3 separate regions of the Mus musculus genome follow, and regions 1 and 2 are each linked to region 3. Evidence: chromatin loops called from intact Hi-C (ENCODE). Cell type or tissue: left cerebral cortex. All regions are shown on one strand.

Region 1 (8,000 bases), 170 kb before region 3:
AAACTTTGATGTAGCATTTTGAATATGTGGGAAGGCCCGTGGTAGTAAGTTTTTCCATAGAAGGAAGGATGCTAACATGACCGGAGGGTTACCTTATGAGGGGTGGTGGTGCACATCTGTACAGGCTTGTACACACTTGGTCTGATGTTTAAATGCTAACCAAGAAATGTGAATGTGATGAGGGGTGGAGCTCCCACTGGAGCAAGTGAGGTACACATGTGTACTGTAAGTTCACTAAGACCTTTTAATTATTCTGAATACCTTTCCATCCCTTCTGTGGAAACGCTCCCTTGGAAACTGTCAACAAGTTGCCATTTCCCTCGTCAGTGGGTGAGTGATGCATTGTTGAGGATGCATTAGTGCCCAGGACTTCAAGTCTGTAGTACAACCAAGAAAAGGAACATCATGAATAGCTAACGGGAAAAATTGGTTTTCTGCTGTTTACAGAATTACACATTCACAGAAGTTGGTTGGTGGGGCAGCCTCGAAGGAGCCATTGTCACATACACTGCTGTCAGCCTCATGAAATACGCATGGTTTCCATTGTTACAGAGAAGCCAATTCTTCTCCGTATGTGTGTTGCCATAGACGACCCATACACATTTTATATTTGCTAGATAGATGGTTTCTGATGTTGGCTGTAGCTAAGACAAATAGAATTTTACAGAAACTGCCAGTCAAGGTTCTGCCTATTTGTTTGTTTAACAGATTTTCATTTTATAAGGTTCGCTTTTTTAAGACTTTATGCTGGCTTCTACCCTAAAGCCTTCATTATTTTAGTAAAATTCTGCTGAGCTCCAGGTATGAATTCGGGGGGTGGAGGGAAGGTTGAGCTTAGAAAAGAAACTTGTTTCAAAAGCAAAGGGCTTGTGGGGAGGGGGTGAGGAAGAGACAATACTTGATCAAATTGGAAAAAGGCAAAAATCACTTCTTTCTGTCAAGGTTTCTTAAAACTTTTGACATTTCGAGCTCAATTCCAGATCTTTCAGGAACTCACCACCCAACTTATTCATTTGTAAGACTTGGGAGCTCAGTTTGAGTGTGAACAACACAGACGGTGTAAGGACATCAGAAATCACACGTTTAGATCATGGTTGCTGGTCCGCAGACAAGTGAGTTGGAGCCAGTAGAGAATGTAGCCAACTTGAATAAAGGGCACCCTGTGGCATCCAGGTTTCTGGGTGGTCTCCCGTCTGGTGGGTGGTCTCTTTTTCAATCCTTTCTATTTATCCTCTTTCTTTTTCTGTGTTCCTAAGACTTCTTATAGTTCTAGAAGCTGGGAAGTCTAAGATTAAGAAGGCCTTTTTCTGCTCCATCACATGTTGGAAGCAGAGGGACAGGAGGGCATGAGAAAACAAGACTGAATTGAAAGCCTGTAGACCTTTTGTATTGACATTAGTCCACTCATGCATGGAGCCCCTGTAAACTAAATGTTTCTCCTTGTTCCTTGTATCTCAATACTGCTGCATTTGGGAACTCGTGATTTTGGGAGACACACAGCACACAACACTGATAGACCTAGCACAGTGGCATTGTTGGCATTTTGGATCAGATAGCACTTGGTCATTCTACTTGCACTGGAGGGTTGGTGGTGGCACCTGGTCAGCAATCAGAAATGTCCTCAGACTCCCCCCACCCCCCGCCCCCATGCCTTCTGCAGGTGGCAGGGGCTGCTTTCCCCCCTGCTGAGACCAATTGTGATTTCTGGGTGTCTCAACCTGAGCACATATCTGCCTCTCCTCCTTAGGGGGTACGGACAAGTAGGAGAACATTGGAGCTGGCAATTGCAGGCAGGAGTGGAACTAAGAGGGAGGAAATCAACAAAGAATTGAAGAATGCCAAGAGGAATTCTATCCATTGCGTTCCCAATTACATTTCTGATCTTAGTACAAAGTTAGAAATAACACAGCTTTTTGAAGAGGGTCTCTCTCGTGTAGCCTAAGCTGGTCTCAAACTTGATAGGTAGCTAGGGTGACTTTGAACTCCAGGTCCTCTTGCCTTCACCTCCCCAGTGCTAGGATGATTGCAGGTGTGTGCCACCATGCCATGCCTGCTTTTAGGAACACTTTATTTTCTGATCAAGCATTTACTTAATAAAGACTAAGGTATAGTGCCTGTCCCAGCACTCATCACTGCTTCCTAAGTGTAGCAGCTTCGAGCTGCCACTCCGCCATGCTGACCCCCGCTGTGCTGCCCCCGCCATGATGGTCTGTGCCCTCAAATCATGAGCTGGAATAAATCCTTCTCTTAAATTGCTGCTTTAGTAACAGAGAAGCAACTAACACAGAAAATAGATACCAAGACACGGTGCAGTTGCTACAAGAGACCTGACTGTGATTTGTAGACTTTTGGGGCTGTGTGTAGGAGAAACAGAGACGTGTTTAAGGATACAGGCTAGTGGGGCTCCAGTATGTCATAAATCTAATTCAAAGTTGAGTATCTCAGGTTTCAAATAGGATGGTTTATTTTATGTTTGACAAGATTATTATTATTATTTTTTTTTTTTTGGTTCTTTGGTCATTGCCACAGTCATGGTTCTGAATTGTGTGTGTGTGGAAATTTACTACATACTTTTCCCCACATAAATAAAATTTTCTTTAGAATTTTGTTTTCTGGAATCTGAGTGTGGCGATTTCTCCTATAAAATATGAACCTGGTGGTAGCACTGGACTTCTAGGCTATGGGAAGAGACAGTCCTTAGATAAAGGGGCTTCTGGAAATGATGCTAAGAGAACATGCAGGAAGCTTGCGTGGTGAGAGTAGCTGGGAGCAGTGCTGTGCATTTGTAGAGTAACTCAATTCGCACCCCACGGCTCTGCCCAGGGAGCTGCAGCAATGAGCCTTTGTGGATGGGGACTAAGCCTCAGAAACTATAAATACACAAACGCATTTCTTAGGACTTGTAAAGACTTGGTATGAAAAGCAAGAGGATAAAGAAAAAAAAAACCCTATAATGTCTTGTAAGTTATTAAAGTTGTGCTTCAAATTCTTAGCTAAATGACCCTAGGACTCACCAATCCTTCACACGTGTTTTTCCTCAAACATTAGAACAAATAAAATGCTCAGTATTTTCAGGAAAAATCGACTCTGTTGGTCACTTGGTGAGCGACCACTGAGAGATGGTGGAGCATCCGGCTAGCTCTTTTTTTGTATCAGTATCTTTCTGTCCTGGGGTCATTTGGAATCATGGCCTTCCTAGTCATGGATTTTAGGTTTTACTCTGGACTGGGAAGGGGGAAAGCCATTCCATTATTTTATGTGCTGTCACTAGAATGTCTGTTGAAAAACAAAAACATTTCTCTTGCTAGACACATGAGGGCACCCTAGGTAAGCCAGCAAAGCAGGCAGAGTGTAAAAGGTGGTGGTGGACACAATGCCGTGTCTGTTTGTCATGATTAAATCAAGATTGAGGTTCAAATCTAGGCTTATAGAAAAAATAGAATTCTCAAGTCCATCACTTTAACAAAAACTTGTAGCTGGTAACTTTCCCCATTAACCTGACTGTGTAATTAGAACTCCTGTTTCTGAGATGAATAGAACCTGTCTGTAAAGACTGAGCTTTTCATGGGGACTAGTGTTACTAGTTTCTTCCCTGAAACTGAGCATCTCCTGAGGTTCAGTTTCTTAGTGGTTAAACACACTGTGTGCAGGGGACTTTCTCATGGCCCCTGAGTGGGAGCGTGCAGATTCTCCAGTGAAGTGTAAATCTGGAATGTAACTGGGAACTCCCTGGGGTTTGGATTCCAGAGTCTTGACTGCAGATCTATGTGGTGTAATATAGGTGAGTTCTGAAGTTATGCATGCATTACTAGTATTCAACGGTTCTGACATCTGTGAAAGAAATGTCTTAGAATTGTCTATTCCTCTGACTTCTGTATCTTAAGTAGAGACATAAGGAGTATTCATAGTTCTAGGACTTTTAAAGGGGGCTTGCCACTCTTTTATTGAGAATAATAAAACTGGGCCGGAGGATCATTCAGTAGGTAAACTGTTTGCCATTCATGCATGAAGACCTGACTTTGATACCAATAACTCACATAAAAAGCTGGCGCGCACTGGTAATCCCAGGGCTGGGGAGGCAGCCACAGTGGGTCCCTGGGATGCACTAGCTAGTGAGACAAGCGAGCCTAGGAGCCTCAGACCAGCGAGAGACTCTATCTTAAAGAAGAAAAACAGAACAAAACCAAGGATAAACAATAACACAGCTGCTTTTCTGGTTTCCATTTACACATATGCATCTGAACATGCACACACACGCATGCATACATTCATACAGTGAGAGACATTAGAATACGATTCAAATCCTTAGGATTAAACAAACGGTTCTACAGACGTGAAGAAATGTGACAGAGTATTTATTTCAAAGACCTAAAGTATCTAATTACCATTTTAAAATGCAAATTCAAAAATGATCACATGCCAGAGTCTAAGGCTAAAGTCTAGGAAACAATGTGATCAGGTCTGAATACTTTTTATCATTCTTTTGCTTCTTTCCAGTGACCTGGGAGTGTTTGCTATGTTCTTGGGAATGTGTCTGAGCTTTCTTAACTCCAGGGTATCCTGAGGGTGTGGGAGAAGACAGGAGTGGCTGGATTGAACTCTGACAAAGCAGGCACATTTTTTACCTGGCCCAGCCATTTTCTTTCATTTTGTAAGAATTTTCTGCCTCTGCCTTTACAGCTGCCACATTCCAACTGCCATTTTTCAGGGGTTGAGCAGAATCTTGCTACATAGAACTTGTGTAAAAAAAAAAAAAATCCTTCTGATTTGTAAGATATAAATTCAGAGTCTCAGACAGGGTAAACAGAGACTATGGTCCCAAGAATTCATCTTTTCTTATTTGAATGGGTTTCTCTTCCTTCCTTCCTGGAATGTGACTTGACATTTGGAATTCCTGTTAAATCTCTGGGTACACTCAGCGACCTCAGAAAGCTCTGGAGAGAGCAAACATTCGCCTGTACTTGGCAAAAGAAGAAACAGATGCCTGTGTGGCTAGCAGGCTCAGCTGTTTGGAGGACAAGAACCAGTGAACCTGGGTTGTCAGAAAAAAATCTCAACATGGAGTTGAAAGGGTGCATTTGCACATGAAAGCAGTCAGCAAAGCATGCCTGGCAGTCAAAAGATAGGGGAACTGAGGCCCTGTGGTTTGGGGGTACTCTATGCCCACTCTCCCTCCCTGATGCAACAGTAGTCTCCTCTACATAAGCAGTGCTTCAGTGCCACAGGTGGACTATGGGTATGCTAACTAAAATATCCGTTAACTAGTGTATGCTACTGACTCATTCACTCCATGGACGATCTTCAGTCAGGTCTATAACAAGTAACTTCATGCCAGAGTTTTGCTGTGAGTTCTGACAAGACCAGTGTCCCACACGGAAGCCAGTGAGAGCGCTCAGGGGCTTAGTCATTATTATCATGCTGAATATAGTGTCAGAATATGGAGGACAGAATTCAGAATTAAGAGAAGGGAGCGGAAATCATGATCGGGAAAACTGGACTCTGGCTAATGAACTCATAATCTATTGTGTAAGCTAGGCTGAGGTAAATTTTGTTATGTCCAAGGTTTCCAACTACCACATGGCATTCGAGATGATTGGGGTGTGTAGCACCTCTCCCTATGGTAACTGAGGGAGTATCATTATTTCTTCAGTTTTTATTTCAAAGGAAACAGAGCTTTGCACCGAACTTCCGATCTCTAACCTTTTCTCAAAGGTGCTACAGAAAACATTCAACAAGGTAGGCATCGATAGAAAGAGCAAGCCAGGTGTCAAATGCAGCATATTTTAATTTGTTTCAAATAAAGCAATATATGTTTATAGATATATATTTATATATATTTCAGAAAAACACCAGATGTTAAACTCTACAAAAGCACACGTGTTTCAGCTGATCACGTTTGTCTGACCAAGAGTTCCTTGTTTCAACATTAACTCTCTAAAGACAACCAATGGGTTGACAGCTACAACAGAGGTTGCTAACTGAGCCTCGGGTCTTCAGCCACAGCTCGATTTTCCTAACAATGAGTAAATACTGGCTGGCTAACATGATGCAAAGTCTTGATGAGGAGAAGCAACAACAGATCAAGCAAAGCCACGGGAGTTCTGAAGCAAGCTAGAGCAGAGTATTAGGATTAGTAAAAATGATCGCAAGAGGATGACACACACATACAGGACTTGGATATTCTGATTGACTCTCTTTTGGCAGCGATTGGGTCAGCACCTTGGGCAGGGAACCACAGCCAGGCAAAACCTGCTCTCTTCTTTCCCAGCTCAGGCCACCAACGTCACAGCGGGGACTGAGAGGACCGTGGCCTCCGTGGAAACTTCTATTCTAGAGGGACAAAGATTGCACTGTGAAACCCTACTAACATTACCCCGGAAAGGCCTGGCCTCTAAGTTGTCTGCAGCATGCTGCCTTCGACGGGCCTTTTCAGAATGTGGGGGGGCCTCTGGGGCCTTTGTCCCCAAGGGGGCCTCTTGGTTTTTGGCACCACCTTTGTTTTTGGGACGGAAACCATTATGTGGCTGTCTTCTGTGTTCATGGCGGCTGTTGCTCTTCGCCATGGGATCCGCTTCATTACCACCACCCTGTGACTTGGCTGGACCATTTAGCCTGTTGTGATACTGTGGATTAAATCTTCGTCTTTGGCTGGAAGGTCCATTCTGCTGAAAAGAGGAGGTAAGTGTCTGAAGTCAACAAACCATAGAAGACACTAGTAGGCATCAGGAAAATCTGTCCCCTATATCATAGATAAAGTTTTTCAAATCACAGTAGAGACAGACAATATACAAATAGGTCAAGTTGACATAATTCTTGATCCAGAACCACAGCCTTGTAAATGGAGCTGAAATAAAAGCACTTATCTTCAAAGAGAAAAGGAAGAGGGGGAAGAAGAGGAGGGGATGGTAGAGGAGGAGGAGGAGGAAGAGAAGAAGAAGAAAAGAAGAAGAAGAAGAAGAAGAAGAAGAGGAAGAGGAAGAGGAAGAAGGGGAAGGGGAAGAAGAAGGGGAAGGGGAAGAAGAAGGGGAAGAAGGGGAAGGGGAAAGGGGGAAGAAGAAGAAGGGGAAGAAGAAGGGGAAGGGGAAGAAGAAGGGGAAGAAGGGGAAGGGGAAAGGGGGAAGAAGAAGAAGAAGGGGAAGGGGAAAGGGGGAAGAAGAAGAAGGAGGAGGAGGAGGAGGAAAGAAAGAAAGAAAGAAAGAAAGAAAGAAAGAAAGAAAGAAAGAAAGAGTAGGCCAAAACCCCAAACCACACCAAACTAAACCAAACCAAACCAAACCAAAAACTCCTGTATGCTTAAAATGTAATACAATGAAATATGTTTCATTTCACAGATGGGCAGGACACAGATCATCTTTAACACAAAAAGTTTAACACAAAAAGTTCTAAGTTGACTATTCTGTACAGTCTATGTTTAAATTCTAATCACATGTATGAAGAAAGAAGTGACATTCTGCCCATGAATTTTCTTCTGCAAAACAGGTTCCCTAATTTATTTCAAAATAACCATTCTTACAGTTCAGAAATATTACTTCAGGCAAATACAGGGATGAGGTGTACCTGGGAGACCTCCGGGAAAGCAGTTAATGTGCTATGGTCACAGAGGTAATTTTTCTAAAACATTTTGTAATTTAAAGCCAATCAGCTCAAAAGCCTCATACCAAAAATCAATTCCTTCAACAAGCCAGCAAGCCATCAGCAGCCAGAAACATGAAGAGATGGATGGGTAGAAAGGCAACAACAGGCCAAAGCTGACTGTCCATGTAAGCTAAAGACTCCAAGAGTCAACAGGTGACGGGGGTGGGAGGTCGGGTAGACGACAGCACTCAGGAAGTATGTAACCACATCTAAATCACAGTCATCCTTGAGGTGGTGGCTCTCAGTTGCTTCACAGTGTAGATATGGATAGCTAGTTTACAGGGCTTGCCCGGGTCTACATGTAGAAAATGTTGGAACTCTCCCACTTTCTGTGCTCTTTTCTGACAAGACTCACAAGCACATAA
Region 2 (8,000 bases), 100 kb before region 3:
CCATTAAACGTAGCATAGATTCTTTCTGGTTGCCTGCTAGAATTAATTGACCTTTATCTCAACGAACTTGTGATTATTAAAGACTGTACTATGCATTTCAGCATAACCTATCTTACCCCTATCTTATGAGAAGGATTTCTGTACTAACAAATGCAAGCACAGTGCAGAGACGGCGGGAAGTGCTCATTAGAGAACAGTATAATCTATACACGAGCCACTCAGACTTAAGTCAGGACCAGTGGGTTTTAGAGTTAAATGAAATTTGTCATAATTGGATTCATGGGGTATGGATTATAGAAGCATGGCATGTGTAATATGACACTATTGACCAGACATTTAACTGAGCAGTACAGAGTAATTTTTGATGATGCAAGAAAATAGGCTGCCTGTTCCGCACAGATCCGTATATAGCAGTATTTAGGTTATAATGAGAACATTGCATAGGCTGTGGGCATAGGACTTGTAGAGATGTTGGCATTATTGACCAGAAGATTGGTTTCAAATCCTGACATTTAAAAATGCTAAATATTTGGAGATTCTAATAGAATATGTGCTTGTATATGTCAGTCAATACTCCTTTGGGTTTTTTACTATTCTCACATTTTATGGTTCTTAGTTTCTCTAGACTTCATTGGAAAAACTGACTCTTTAAAAAAAATCTAAGTCCTCATTGCTTTGCTGCCCTTCTTTAAAACTCCAGCGCAGTGAATACTATTTATTTCTTTTACATAGGGTCGCATTATATGGCCTCAAACTCTCCTGTCTCTGTCTCCCCAGTGGCAGACATGTGCTACTAAGCTGACATTGTAAATACTCCTCTTAAATACTCATTGTAGTGGTCCTCAACCTATGGGTTACAACCCCTTTGGGGGCTGCATATCAGATATCCCCCATGTCAGATATTTACATTATGATTCATAACAGTAGCAAAATTACAGTTATGAAGTAGCAAGGAGATAATTTTATGGTTGGGGGCACAACAGGGAACTGTATTAAAGAGCTGCAGCATTAGGCAGGTTGAGAACCCTTAAGTTATTGTGTGGCAAGGCATCAAATTTCCTGAAACATAAAGGTCATGAGGGATGTAGACCGTGCTCAGATGACCACAGAGTAGACTAGTCTTACAAGGTGCATAGACATGCTGTGAAATCATTAGCAGGGACATCTGACTCAATAGATACACTCAGATGTGGAGGATGAGTGAGAAGAGTGGGGTGGAAGGGGGAAGGGGATGGGAAAGGGTAGGGTTGGGGTAGGGTTGGGGTAGTGGTAGGGCTAGGGGTAGGGCTAGGGATGGAGCAAGCATTCTGGGCAAGAAGAACAGGACTCCACCGTGTGGATGGGGGACAGAGGATGAGGCTGTTGGAGCACAGTGGAGGTCAGACATAACAAGACCAGACTAGGCAGGGTCTACAAGGCTATGACATCATGCTGGCCTTGTGAGCATCTCTCAGTTGTTTGCTGAGTCCTCTTATCTCATCTATTTATCACGCATGTTTCAAAGATTGGTATTCTTTCTCATTGAACATTAACAGGTTTTTTGGAAGAAGCTAAGATGGGGTCAAGAATGGAGCTCAGTTGGTAGAGCACTTGCCTGGCATGTATAAACCTTTATATTTAAACCAAAATGCAAAGAAACAAAAACCAAAGCCAGCCCAGGAAAGTCATTAACAGTAGTAATACATAATGTTTGCCTTGTATCTAGTAGTGCATTGGAGTTACCTATATTATACTCCTAATGCCTTTTAAATAAATACAGTTTTAGCAGTTCAAGCCACTACAGTTTGTTCATATGTAAAATTTCATAATAATGACCATCATTATCGCCACATCAAGCATGCCTTTTTGAATAATAAAATGCTTAGTTATTAATTACCTTAAGTACATTATTGTAACGTTAGACCAAAGTTTTCAAGCCACCTACACACAGCTGTGTGACTAGCAAAGACTGGAATCATAAAATCAACATAAAAATAATTGCTCCCTTGTTCCTAGACTCTCCTCTGCAAAACATGTTTTATTATGTTAAGGCAAAAACAGTGTAAGTCATTGCTCGATAGACACTTTCTCTTCAGACGCCTGCATCACTCTTCCCATCTTTGTAAAATCAGAAACAAAGACCACATGAGCATGGCCAGCTATGTGCAGACAGACAGAACTATGTTGTCACTGGTGTGTGTGTATATGCATGCGTGTGCGTGTTTGTGTGTGTGAGTGCATGCCCATAAGGAGGTGAGTGTACATGTGTGCATGTGAAGGTCGAGGGTCCACATCTGGTGTCTTTTACAAGGGCTCTCTACCTTATATTTTGAGATCAACTCTAACAGAACCTGGAGCTAAAACCTAGTGAGCTTCAGGAATCTACCTTCTCAGTCCTGGGATTACAGATGTGCATCACAGTGACTAACTTTAATGTGGGTGCTGGACATCAAATTAAGGTCCTCATGCAAGCATTTTTCCAACAGAACTATCTCTCCAACCCTTCCTTATTTTATGTATCTTAGTTCCAAATGTCTCTCTAGAATATCATCACTAATTGAGTTCCAATATCAAGTCTATAAGAAGTAGTACCAACTAGAAGGATTGGTCCTTAATTAGAAGAGGAATTTCAAGCTTTACAGAAATGAGTAAATAAGGTGGGGGTATCCTGTTTGTTCTTAATTATTCCTCAGTGATGCTGAAGTCTAGGTTAACTTCTATTTGCTCTGGTCACTGGTCTCTGGCAATGCCAAGAGAGCGGCACAATTCATAAATCCACTGCATCATTTCTTATAGAAAGGACTTCATGGAGGATGCAGAGATCACATGTGCTCCTGTGCGCAAATAAACACGCAGGAACCAGTCAGTTGCTATTTACAATTCACAGACTCTAAGAGCCTGAGTATTTAAGTCTAAGAAAGATCTCATTTCCAAGTGCCAGCAAACACAGGGGATGGGTGGCCAAAGCAGTGTTGCCCTGGGTGTGCTCGGTGGCTGTGGCTGCCTAGGAAAATGCAGCTTCTGAGAGCTGTCAGAACGGCTCCTTCCATGCATGACTAATGGGAGTTTGCATACGGAGAATTCATAAAATTCACGCAGGCAGTGGCTGTGTAGCAGAGGCCTTTTCTGGCATTGCTTCTCTCACACACACAGCCTCTCACTACAGCCCCAGGCCCTTCCGCAGCTTTGGAAGGAAGCTGGAAGATGCTGCCCTTGACAGCAATCCTAAGGGACTCCCCTGCCAAACTAACAGAGTGGTCCATTCGTGCCCACCAGGCAGCCATTCTGCCTGCTGGGTGACAGTCAAGATGGCTAGTTAGCGCTTCATTTAGCAACTGCTTTAGCCTTCCAATACCGTGCTCATCTGTTTCTCTTCTACTAATTTATGTCTGGTTTAGCAAATTCAATTTGCTATTTAGAAAGGGGTTGTTGTGATGTTACCATCGGAGTAAATTTCATCTGGATTCCCTCTTTTCTCGGGGGTTTTCCTATCTGGCCCTGCAGGCTCTGACATATTCTGCACCAGGCTCCACCCTATTGGCTCATGCATTAACCAAGCAATGGGATGCTGTTCGGTTCATAGCTGGTTGAAGGGCTGTTAACAGATTTCCTTGTTCACACTGCGCATTATCAAGCCAGTCTGTGATGGCTCCTTAGGCTTTCTTTTTGGCTTACCAGTGGGTCTAAAACCATGCTGGAGTTTCAGAGAAGACTTTTCAATCGACTTCCACTGCTGTGTGATCAGCCAAGACCTAGCATTATCAACAGACACAAAATAGCCAGTCTCTCCACTCTAGTCTCTCCCTTGGAAATTCACTCTGATGCTGCCATCCTTTCAAAAATGTATTCTCCTGTGGTCCTGTGGGAGATGTATTCCAGGATTCCAAGATACCAAAACACATAGGAGCCCAAGTTCCTTACAAAAATGGGTACGCATGTACTTATGCAAATTCTCTAGGTACTTTAAATATATATTTTAAAATACCTCTTCCAAATGTAAACACCATGAAAATAGTTATATTGCATTGTTTAGGAAATAATGACAAGACAAAATTCTATACATGTTTAGTTTTTTTCCAAAGTATTCTTGATCTGTGGTGACCTGAACTCTTGGGTTTAGAACACATGGACATGGGGAGATGGCCACAGAATCACAACCATCTTATTCCCTTACCGAAGAACTAGCAGTGAAATGCAATTTGTATACTCTGACATTCAAGGCCATAGGGCACCCTGGCAGCAGCCTGCTTTTCCAAGTGACGCTGTTCCTCTACCTAGCACAGACAAGTGCCCCGTACCCAGCTTGACTCCTCACCCCGCTCCTTCATCAGGGCCCTCCTTTGACTTAAGATATCTGTCCCCACTCTTATATTCCAGCTGAATGGCCAGGCATGCATGGCGTCCTTCTTAACCCTTCTTACCAGAAGCATTCCTGACTCAACTTCAAAGCCCTTCCTCAGTAGGTAGGTGTCTTTAAATATTTGAGCACCTCCGCTATCCTATGGATTTGTGTGCGAGCTGTGTTGACTAGACTCTAAGCAGTCTGAGGGTGGAATCCTCCAATGCCATTTCTGCATGGTTACCATGGCTACTCTGCAGTGACTGATACTGTGTGTGTGGTAGGTATTTAATAACCGCTTATTTAGTGATTCATCCTGTAGCCACATCCAGCTGCTGCTTGGAGCCGAACAAATACTCCACCAGCATGCTGCTACCACACAGCCACTGGCATCTACTTTTGTGTCTATCATCCACAGTAACACAGCGGGTCTCAATTGACTGACTGCGTCCAAGTGTTATACAGGCAGAGAAAACGTGTATGTTCTCTACATTCCATCAGAGACTGGAAGAATACTTGTGCACTTTTAAAATTCTTACAGTTCTACTGCTATTTAATCAGGAACACTGCTATTTTTAGAGTTTGGGGACTATGAAGAAAGTGGACAGTATGCCTCTCTCTCTTCCCAGAGTCAGCTTAGGACAGACATCAGCTGAGTCTGCTCTGAGTGATAGGTACTGAGGATACAAGAAAGCGCCAGCTATAGTTCTGTCCCAAGGAGGTACAGTGTAGCAGCTGGGCTGGGAACTCTATAATGAGAATCAGTGCTGTGTTCTTTGTATGAACAAGGTATGATGGCAGTACAGAAGAGCAAGGATGCCTGCCCACAGACAGGAGGATGCTTTCTAGATGGAGAGATGTCATGGAGAGAGCACTGGAGCGAACAGAGCTATGCTCTAATCTTGGCTCTGGCATTCGACCTTGGTCAACTGCTCAGATCTTTGAAACTCTTTCATAAAAAGAGGCTATTATCTGCCACAGCCTGTAAAAATGGGAAGAACTGATGCGTGTAAAGTGCCTTCTAGAGAGTCTGACATATATTAGCTGCTCAATAAGTCTGAAACAGAAAAGAGTGGGAGTATTCTCAATAGGCCATGAAGGTATGGCTTTGAAACTGCAAGAACATGTAGCTTATGTGCAGGCCAAGGCTTATTTTGGGAAGATTGTCCTTTAACTAGTGGCTTAGAGAACTTTCTTCCTCCACAGATACAGGGACAGTGTGCCTAACATCTTTCCTAAGTTCTTTCTTCATCACATATTGAATATAGCCAACATGTGTTTCCCTCTTAGTTTCATTTAATCACTCGCTAAAAGTCTAGTCCCGACACTGGATGTCTGGACAGAACAGGAACGGTGCAGGCAGGGGCAGAGCTGGGGAAGAGACATGCAAACAAACAGGTGAGACAGACAGACAGACAGACAGACAGACAGACTGAGGTGCACTATGACTCCTAACAGTGTTAAAGCACCGATGAGTCTATCGTAAGTTAAAAGCACGGTAAGGCAACAACGTGTTTGGAGGACGGGAATGGTTTAGCTGGGAAGTGCTTGCTGCACACACATGAGAAGCAAATTTTGGATCACCAGCACCTCCAAGTAGGAAAGCTGGGTGGCAGCAGGGCATGCTCAAAAACCATAAGAAGGTGGGGACAGGAAGTCAGGCAGTGTAGCCAATCAGTGAGCTCCAAGTTCAGTCAGAGACTGTCTAAAAAATAAGGTAAGGAGGGATTGAGGAAGACACCTGGCATTGAGATCTAACCTCCTTAGGCACATGCACACACGTGCATACACACTCACGTAACACACATGTTCACACCCACGAACTTAAGCACACATGAATTAAAATAAACCATAAATGCACCAGCTGGTGCACTTAAACCCAATAGGATGGTATAGCTTAGCCCTGTCTGCTTTGCATGAGTTCAGAACACTTGCAGTACCCTACAGCTGGGCACGGCCACTCAACACAAAGCATGCTCTGAAGTAATGTGCCGAGTATCTTAACTTATTAGTACTCTGTTCAAAGTGCAAACGAGAACGGTTTTAAGGGTGTTGCTTTTGCCCCAACGTGAGGGTCAAAATTGTAAGTCAGACCACGATAAGTCAAGACTGATCATCTATAATTGCACCTTCTGGTAAGTGAGTCTGCCCAGGAAGCAATCAGAGTATATTCACAAGGAATCACAATGGTCAGGAAGCCGCTGGCTTGAAAGGCCACAATGCACCAATCAGACTCTTAAGGATTATTCAGAGTGAGAGAGAGGCAGAGTAGAAATGGATGGGGCCAGCCTCCCAGAAAGCTGCCCCCCACCCCTGCTGTTCCCTTGACTTCCTCAAGTCACGTGGCACCCTGCCAGACCTGTGTAATAACCTCTTTTTATTTGCACTAGTTTGAGAAGGTTTCATTTTCTTGAGCAAGTAGCAGGTGCCTAAAGGCTATATTAACAAATGGAGCTGGAAATAAAAACAACACGGTCAAATAGCCCATCTAATTGGCAAAGAAGGAAAAAAAAACTGGAAGATTTTAAGAACAAATGCACTCAGACTGTAAAGTGAGAGACCAGAAGCCACAAGTCTTGCCCACATACTGTCGCTAGCTCTCTCGCAAGCTCCAGAATTTACTTGTGTGACTGTATCTGATGCAGTGTAAGTTGCTCAAGGCAAACTTTATATCCACAGCATCTTAAACACTGGGGGCACACAGGAGATGGAGGTATAGTGTCTGGTGAGTGGCTAAATGGATGGAGTGGGGGACTGAGTGACATAGTCATTGAGACATTCTAGGTCTTTATGCTACTTTTTCAGTGCCTACAGCTCAGCAGAAAGAAACTTGCAGTATTCAAAAGCTTAATAGATTCAAGCCACAGATGTGTGGGGTGCCTCCTAGGTCCCGGGCATAGCAGATGGCTGCTTCCAGCCCTGAGGAACTTTACACACTTAAAGGTGAGCACTATCCTATCTGCTACAATAAGGGCAGCAGTCCAGCACCCAACGGCCTCCTCTTTGCACCACCAAGAACCAGTTATGTATGGGTTTGCAGTTCCTGCAACACTCAAAAGGCTTTATAATCAGCTTTGGCCACATTTCCCACACGCTGAGCTTGGATTCTGTGTATGTATTGCTTCATTTGCTGGACCAGTAGTATCATCTGCACACTAATGAAGGCGGGTCTTCTGTGCATCTTCTTGCGAGGAAGGCAATACCCTTCGCAGGCTGGTACCTTTGCATCGAGGATGATTCCGTAATTTAATTGCTTTTTCGAATATCTACTTCCTGCCAGCAAAACAATATGTATGAAGTGTTGTCATGTTCTACTCGGCTGACTTTTTGGGAATTAACACCACCGGCACAAATCAAAATTAACTTTTTGGGGCGAGCAGAACAGGATTAGAAAGAAAAATGAAGCTTTGAAGATGAGGTAAACACAGTGCTGACAGAGTCAGGGGGAAAGCCGAAGTGAGGATCGTGGCAACACTGTGTGTCTTCTGAAACTGAGCACAGTTAGCTGGGATCTGCTCAGAACCAGGATGCAGTTCTAGAGGCTTGCAGCACTTGAGAGAAGGCAGGATGAAGTGTTTTTAAGGGTCTGCTTGATCATAGGTTGTGGCAGGCAGGAGTGGTTTTCCCATAGTCTTTCCTCCAGAACCTGTGAGGATGCTGAACTTCGTGGAGAACTCAGTTT
Region 3 (8,000 bases):
GGGTTGGGGAACTCAATGGTAAAGAGAGGAAGATGAGGAGGGATGTAAAATTTGCCAGCAGACAGCAAAGGCTGGCCTGAGGGCACAGGCTCTAAGGAGTGAGGGACGAAAAGGAAAGGTAGGGCGGTCTACTGGCAGGAGCTGTCACAGGAAAAGGTTAAGATCTGATACAGTTTCTTATTGGAGAACCAGAAGGGACTCCTGGACCATGTGATCCAGAGAAACCATAACGTATTAAGAAACAGAAGGATCTTTCATCATCGAAGGCACAAGATTAGTATAAGCTGTGAGGAGATGCTGTTATCATGCCCATAGTCTTTGGTCTGAGACTAGACAACCAACATGAAAAGTCTGTTATGCAAGAGCTAAACAGGAATGGGGAGTTATCAGTACCACAGCTAAAGATCTGTTATGATAGAATGGTAGATAATGTTTAAGAATTTTTTATAAGAAAATAAGAGTAGGAGCTATCAAATAGGCATAATGGAAATGCTACATACTGTGGATGTAAACCTTCACAGATCATTTCTCTCTACTAAGGTGTTTAGGGGGTCCTAGCCATTATAATACACCGAATGGATAAATCCTGGTAGGAATTCAACATATGGCCTATTTATATAACAAGCTTCACGGCCCTAAATTAGCCATTTTGATGTGTTAAGGAAATAACACCTTCATAAGAGTTGTCTTCAAAAGAGGAAAGGGAATAAAAGGTTTGCTTTTCTCCTATAATGTTTACTGTTTCCTTTAACTCTTTGTATAATGCAAATTCCATTTTAATTGTGCAATTCCACTTGATGGTGGAGTAGTGGTAGAAGGACCTGATTAGGTGAATTACATTCAACCATTCAGCGATCAATGCACACAACCATTTATAAGTCTGTCCACATGGCATATGCCCTTACATCCTGTGTCTTACTTATAGAAGTTACTGTTTCACATACACATATAGATTAGATTATCATAGTCAAGTAACAATGAAAGTACCAGAGATGGTCACCAGGGAAGCAACAGTGACTAAGCAGTGTCTATTAGATACATACAAAATGTACTCTCTTGTCATATGGTGAGAGTGGTGGCAGCAGCCTAAAATTTGCCATAAGCAACTTCTACTTTTTCCATTTTATCAAAACCGGATCTGACACTTGGTATCCTGACTTATCTCCTAAGATGTTGACTGTAGTTCTGTAAAGATCCTCCAGGGGAGACCACCTTTGCCCTTCCAAAAAAAAAAAAAAAAAAAAAAAAAAAAAAAAACACCCAGCCATGAAGGAACACCCACTGTTAGCAATGGTACTAGCCTCTGATTGTAGACTAAAAATGAGGCATTTCTAAGGCTTAGCTGCCGTTTCCAAGTAGAGGTGACCTACGTGGCAGCGCTTCACTGGCTGCCATGCTGTGCCCTAAGTGTTTGTTCCTTTGATCACCTCTTCCCACAATGGCCACTTGAAATTAGTTCGAGCAGAGAAACTAGCAATTGACCACTTTGGTGGGGGGCTCCTCACAACAAAACAGACACAAAAGAAGCCCTGGCCATTTTGCCTGACTAAATTAGCACACTACCTAAATTGATTCCTAGGCACTCATTTAATATTTCAGAAATTAAAGAACAAAAATTGCCAATTAATACACCCCTTTCCCAGATGTTCAGTGTTTTCCCCTTCATCTCTTAAATATTCTCTGCATTCAAGTTAATTGTATTTTTATGCAAATTCCCCCTTGGAGCTAGTCGTGTGTGTGTGTGTGTGTGTGTGTGTGTGTGTGTGTGTGTGTGTGTGTGTGTGTTTAAAGCCATACGGAATCTGACATGATTTCTGTTCTGTTGCTCTACAGAAAAAGGTTTTTAACCCAGCTTGAGTTTATTTCAAAACTCTAATTAGAGACTAAAGTAGTATTTGCCTTGTCCAAATAGAAAATCATTCCCAAAGTTGATTTTTTTTGTTCCTGGTTAAAAAACCAACAAACATCAGATATACAGATTTTTTAAAGCATTACAGTTCCTTGATAAGACTGTCTCCCATCTTCCCAGAACAGTGCTTTCTGGTTAAGTAACACAATTTCATAAGGCTCATAAAATATTTTATCCAGAAGGCAACTTTTTAAAGAGTTCTTTCAAAATATTTTTTTCTACTACTTGAATAGTCTTTTTCTATTTCTGACTTCCTGTCCTTTCTTTTCTCTGCCATACTGCACATTTGCTTACTCTCTGGAAACAGAGTCTGAGTAGCAATGAATGCTCCTCTAAAACAAAATTGAATGACGGTATAAAGACCGCACGACCTTACTCTATCTCTGCACAAATTCTAAAATTTCCGTGTCCCTCTCCCCTTTAAAATCTTCGGGGCTGCAAAGGGGTCAGATACTTTAGTATTTTAAATAAGCAAGTGAAATATTACATGTGTTTTATGGAAGGAAAGGACGGCGCTGTGGTTGAAGTTCAAGGGTTTTTCGCTAGTCTCACACTATAGAGATTGTGCTGCACTCAAAGCAAAATGCTGTCTACAAAGAATCTTTAATGAGTGTGTCAGGTCTCCACAACCTTGGCACCTGCTAAAAACCAGGACTGCTGTGAGCCGAAAACCCATCAAGTTCACAAATGCCGACCCTACTGCGCACTGGAAGGCTCCACTCGCAAGGAGGAAGGAAAGGATGGGAGGTTTCCGTCGCATTCCCGTCCAGGTGAAGGCTGGATCCTTCACCCCGGTGTCCGCAGTAAACACGGAACTCCCAGCAGAGCGCCAGAAGCTCTGCTATCTCCCCAGATGCGCAAAACTCAAGTTGTCTCCGCGACTCAGAAACGACCCTCGCTCCGGGCTGCAGTCCGCGGCGCCCGCGGGCTCCGGGGGGCTTTTCTGCCCAGACCCTGCAATGACATCGCTCGGTCCGGCGGCCTGGGCGCCCCCTCCCGCCTGCCCTGCGCGCCCTCGACGCGCGCACGCGAACGCTGGGACCCGATCCCGCCGGTGCCGAGGGGTGCGGGGCGCTCGGGACCTGCGGCCCCGCTCCGGGCAGGCAGATCGGCGGCGCGGAGCTGGAGCGCAGGGGGGCGCCCGCGTGGAGCAGGGCAGGCCGAGTCCGCGATCGGTTCCGCCGCTGTCCCCACCACCCGCCGGGGGAAGGCAAGGACCGCGACCTCCGCGTCCGGTCGGCCAAGCTCGGGCCACACCCAGTGCCCCGGGAGGCGGCCTTCGGGCGCTCGGCTGGTCGATCGCCCCCACCCTGGCCACGCAGGCCCTGGTGAGCCGCCCGACCCGGGGACCCGGGCTTACCTCGTTGCGAGCGCGGCTGCTCTGTCCCGGGCCGGGGCGCGGCGCTGGCGGCCCCTGCAGCGCGGAGAGCGAGCTGAGGGAAAGCGGCGGTAGGGCCGCTGGGCCGCTGGGCAGGCTGGATTCCTTCACTGCCTCAACTCCGCGCCGCCAGCCCCACGCAGGGACACTCCCGCCCGCGCAGCCGCCCCCTCCCGGCGGCCGCCCGCCCCTCCGTGTCACTCACCAGGAGCACACACCCCGCCGGCGCCCCTCGCTCGGGCTTGCACACACGCCGCCGATCACGCCTCCCTGGGTTTTGTATCCGCTCACACGCACGTTCTGACACGGATCCTGTCCCTCCACACGCCCTCCCTAGCTCCTTTCCCACCCTACTTTCTAGAAGAATCCCCCATACAGCTTCAGCACTTCATTGGCTTGCCCCGCACCAACCTTCTCCCCTTCCCCTCCAAACCTCCACCTACCCTAAACTGCCCACTACTGTCCAAACACTGGGTACTACCCGCGTGAGGAGCAAGAGAATCGCTCTTCCCTACCCAGGAAAACGAACTTTGCTGCCCCAGCACCGTCTGCAAAGGCGAGATGCTTCTCCGGACAGAAGGTAGTAATGCTTTCTGGGAGTGAGCCAAGCTCAAATGTAAACAAAGATAGCTTATTCGGAAAAGCCGCGGAAAATCAGGCCCTGGGATGAGCTCTGGGGGCTCAGCCCGACCTTTGAAATCAGACTGAGCTGAAGTGTTTTGGCTCCTCGTCTTCACTCCGGGTCTCACGCGGGCATCTAATCGTGCGTGATCACCCACTGAGCTGCCCTGAGCTACCCAGTGGCAGCGGCTGGTGATGTTTCTGCCTGGGAGTGCAGTAGTTGGGAGAGGAAAGGCAAGCATTATTCATGATGGACGCACTTTAGATCGCACACCTCTTCCAGAGGCAGCAGAGGGAAATGCAGGCTGCTCTCAGGTTTATTTTTGAAGGGTAACTTCCTAGCCGCCCTTTCTCTGAGCAGTAACTGTTCCTTGGGTGAGTGGGGTGGGGGGCTTCCTGGCTCTCAGCCCTCTACAAATATCAAATCAGTCGGTTTCGCCTCTCAAGCTCAGAACAGCGGAATTGTATTCCATTTAAGGGAGTCGTTATTTGAAACGAATTACACTTTCAGGTAACATTCGGATCTACAATACATCATAGCCCAGTTGACAAAGGTCACTCTGATTAAAAGAAGAGATGAAAGGAAATAACTCATTTTCTTACCTGACTGGGAGTTTTCTCCCACCCCATAGGCTGGATTGGTGAATGAGTGTGCTTTATTTAGTATCTGATCCAACCCTTCAGATAAACTCAGTGGGTAGGTATGTTTTTTTTTCGCTTATTTGCAAATAAAGAAAGGAGACAAAAAGTTAAATAGCTTGTCTAAGTTTTCAACTAGTAACTAGAGGAAGAATTTGAACCCAGTCTGGCCCAACCTTTGTGCAGACGGAAAAGCCAGCTTCTGTACAAGTCAAGGACAAATGCCACCCTATTGCTTATTGAATTTGAAAGAATTAATTAGTAACTTGGAATGATTCAACTTGGAGTGTGGTGCACATTTCAGGGCTTCTTGCAAAGTAAGTCGTTTAAGTTTTGAGCGAAGGTTCCCCCATGACTAGAATTCCAAAAACAAGTAATAAATTATCGTTTCCCTCAGGATGGGCTTTGGAAATAACATTGAACTCTGGCTTCATTCCTTTCTTCTACCACTTCATAACCTTCCTGGGACTCCAAATCCAACTTGCTTACTGAAGTCTGACAGAAAAAATGCTTTCAAGACCAGAGGGATGAAAGGGTTTTCAGAAGCCAGGCCTGGCCTTTTCATATTTGAGGGTGGCTTTCCAGTAAGTCATACCTATAATAATAACTGCTTTGTGGGCCAAGAGCAGAGAAGTCAAAACGTGGGACTGATGTAAAAACAGAGTAACAGTTACCGAAGGACAAACCTGACTCCAGCTCATCTCCAGGGCGTGGTGGCCCTGCCCAGAAAGGGCAACGGTCTGAAAACCCAAAGGAAACAATGCTATCTTTCAGGAGTTAGACCCGGCGTAGCAAGAGAAATCAGACTGCTGAACGTCTTATTGAGAGTTTCAAATCAAACTCAGACCTTTGATTGCTCAAAGTAATTTGGTTTGAAAAAAAGTAAAACCTTAAGGTTTAAAGCACTTGCTGAAATATCAGTAAAAGCGTCTTGCACATCAAATAACTAACAAGACAGCGTTTTGATGAGTCAAGAGTAAACAATCTTTAAAATCATATAAAATAGATCTGTACTAATATTACCCGGAAAGGTAAAAACCCAAAGAAATGGAATGTGAAAAAACAGCAACAACAAAACAAAACAAAAACAAAAACCAATTTGTGTTTTTAAGTAGATGTTGGAGAATTGTTTGAAAAAAGTACATTGTATGAAATGATAACCAAGAGTTTATGCCAGTATGATTCTCTTCAGAATTATTTTGCAAGATTATACTCATTTTACTGTTTGATTAACTAGATTTAAAAACTAGAGATCCCTTTTGTAGCAAACAAATGGCACAGCAGCAAATGTCTAAATATATAAGGGCAAAGTGTGTTGGTTTGTATTTCCTCATGTTTAAAATCTCAAAGTGATATTTTAAACCTGCAGCTACCGCTTTCTGCCATGTTGTCTCCTCCACTCTCAACCCCGTGTGCTTCCTGTAAGCATGGGGGTCAGTAAAGCTGACTGAACAGTATTGATTTCCGTCAAATGCCACATTCCTAGCTTTTCAATCCCCATTGTGCTAGATTTCCGAATCTGTAGGTGTGGGTCATTCAGAGCAAGGAACACCTTCAGGAAAGCTGGCTTAAGGCTTTCATCAGTTGCACACTGTCCCTTTGAATGTCAATATCTGCGTGAGTGGTATAGACAGGGAGTGAAGTAGTTGCTAGGTTCCAGGGCACCAGGCAGCATTTGGCTAGATGGGACTGCCTACCACAAAGAGATCACAGACTTTGACTGGGTATAGTCACTGCGTGGGATCCAGGTTATCTCCCTCAGGGAGGTGATGGACAAACTGCACCTGTTTGCAGATATTCCAGCTCTTTAACTGATGGGATTTCACCCCTTCGTTTGACTGGATTATGGCCCTGCAACTTGCTTCAGGCAATGGTGTGGATGAGAGTGATTGGAGGTAGAACTGTGGAGAGAGTTCACAGATCTCCATGTTATCTCTTTCCAGTACTGAGAACAGTGAGGTACATAGAGATGGCAGCTCCATCAGACAGGAGCCAGTGACAACACTGAGCAGTACCACATCTGTGGTCGTTAGTGGACACATACCACAAGTAAGGAATAGAACTTGTTCGGAGTCACTGGGTCTGGGCCCTTTGCTTCTTCATTACAATCTGAGCCACTTTGGTTACAAATAGGAAAGTGATATCTTGGCAATAGTGAAGACATTCTAAAGGGAAACACAGTGCTCTTCCCACCAGGGATCAGACTATGAAAACAATCGTCCCCAAGGAATTAGAATTTCCCTTGGAGTCTAGTCTCATGCTGAGGAAGGAAAAGTCCGAAACAGGAGGGGCACTTGTCTTATAGGAAAAGTCTCCATGAAATTCTGACAACTCATCTCTCCACATTGCTGGAGATAATGGAATGGAGACAAGGATGGGTCAGTGGTGGGCAGAGCCACACCTGACCAGGACTACTTAGTTACAAATACCTCCAACCCTTTTACTCACAACCGAAACCTTTTTGGGATTTGGGGAGGGTGACACTGGACTTCATTTGTTTCTCTTCCCAATGTGGCACATTAAATCCTTCCTCTGATGAATACGCCCCGCCCTCTCCATCCACTCATAGCCTAGAGTGGCCTAGAGCTTCTATGTTGTCAAGAATGATCTTGAACCCATGATTTTGTCTCTACTTCCTAAGTGCTGGGATTACAGCCTCTGACACCAGGCCAGGCCAGGCCACTGTTACTTGTCTGTTTACTGACATATTGAGTGATGGACTGCTGAGCCTGCCTTTTTAGGGTTGTCAGGATTCAAGCTCTGTCTCTGTCTTAGTTAGGGTTTCTGTTTCTATGACAAAACATCAAAACAAGTTGGGAAGGAAAGAGTTTATTCAGCTTGCGTGCTCACATCATTGTTCATCATTGAAGAAAAGTCATGACAGGAACTAAAGCAGGGCAGGAACCTGAAGGTGGGAGCTGATGCAGAGGCCATGGAGGGATGCTACTTTCTGGCTTGCTCCCCATGGCTTGCTCATCCTGCTCTGTTATAGAACTCAGGACCACCAGCCCTGGGATGGCGCCACTCACAATGGGCTGGGCCCTCTCTCATCAATCACTGATTAAGAACATGCCCTATAGACTTACCTATCTTATGGAGGCATTTTCTCCACTGAGGTCTCCTTGTCTCAGATGACTTTAGTTTGCATCAAGTTGACATAAATCTACCTAGCACAGACCCTGATAACTCTGGAATCAGTAAAAATAAGTTCATAATTGTAGACAGTACTTTGGACAAGTGGCCAATCACTCTCGTGCTGGGCACACACTAACTCCTATTTCTCAGCTTTCCAGGTCATGGTGTGAGGCTGCACTAATCATTCACTATACCTCTGGTTCGAAGTCAGGAAGAGTCTCCCACATCAGTGCTTCTTAACCTTCCTAAGGCTGCAGTCTTTAATACCGCTTCTCATGTTGTGGTGGCCCCAACCATAAAATTGTTCATTATTTTATA

Evidence for each region. Hi-C counts contacts between places; a loop is a spot of excess contacts. Peaks named below come from ENCODE experiments on the same cell type or tissue, not always from the same donor. Only the 100,000 strongest peaks of a DNase experiment are listed, where the experiment ranks them.
Region 1: it touches region 3 in a loop (2.5-fold over the local background); 10 of 42 quality-filtered maps call a loop at or near these places.
Region 2: a loop joins it to region 3, with 2.8 times the contacts of the local background. A loop is called at or near these places in 2 of 42 quality-filtered maps.

The regions. Positions count from the first base shown.
Region 1 is chr1:57,944,733-57,952,732 of GRCm38, reverse strand. It overlaps Spats2l (spermatogenesis associated, serine-rich 2-like), which reads right to left. Exons shown (of 14, transcript NM_144882.4): 14 at 4,336-6,665. The coding sequence ends at 6,270. Among named protein-coding and RNA genes, the nearest start is that of Kctd18, 21 kb to the left of the region's middle. In left cerebral cortex, a CTCF peak has its summit at 3,318 (motif pointing right); a DNase peak (open chromatin) is centred at 3,327.
Region 2 is chr1:57,870,828-57,878,827 of GRCm38, reverse strand. All of the region lies in intron 4 of Spats2l (spermatogenesis associated, serine-rich 2-like), which reads right to left. Among named protein-coding and RNA genes, the nearest start is that of Kctd18, 95 kb to the left of the region's middle. In left cerebral cortex, no CTCF peak of the experiment used is centred here; DNase peaks (open chromatin) are centred at 3,778, 4,589, 6,698, 6,892 and 3 more places; H3K27ac peaks cover 403 bases.
Region 3 is chr1:57,770,294-57,778,293 of GRCm38, reverse strand. Spats2l (spermatogenesis associated, serine-rich 2-like) reads right to left here and starts at 3,433. Exons shown (of 14, transcript NM_144882.4): 1 at 3,270-3,433. In left cerebral cortex, CTCF peaks have their summits at 1,194, 3,071 and 4,194; DNase peaks (open chromatin) are centred at 3,098, 3,450, 3,839, 4,124 and 2 more places; H3K4me3 peaks cover 2,379 bases; H3K27ac peaks cover 2,268 bases.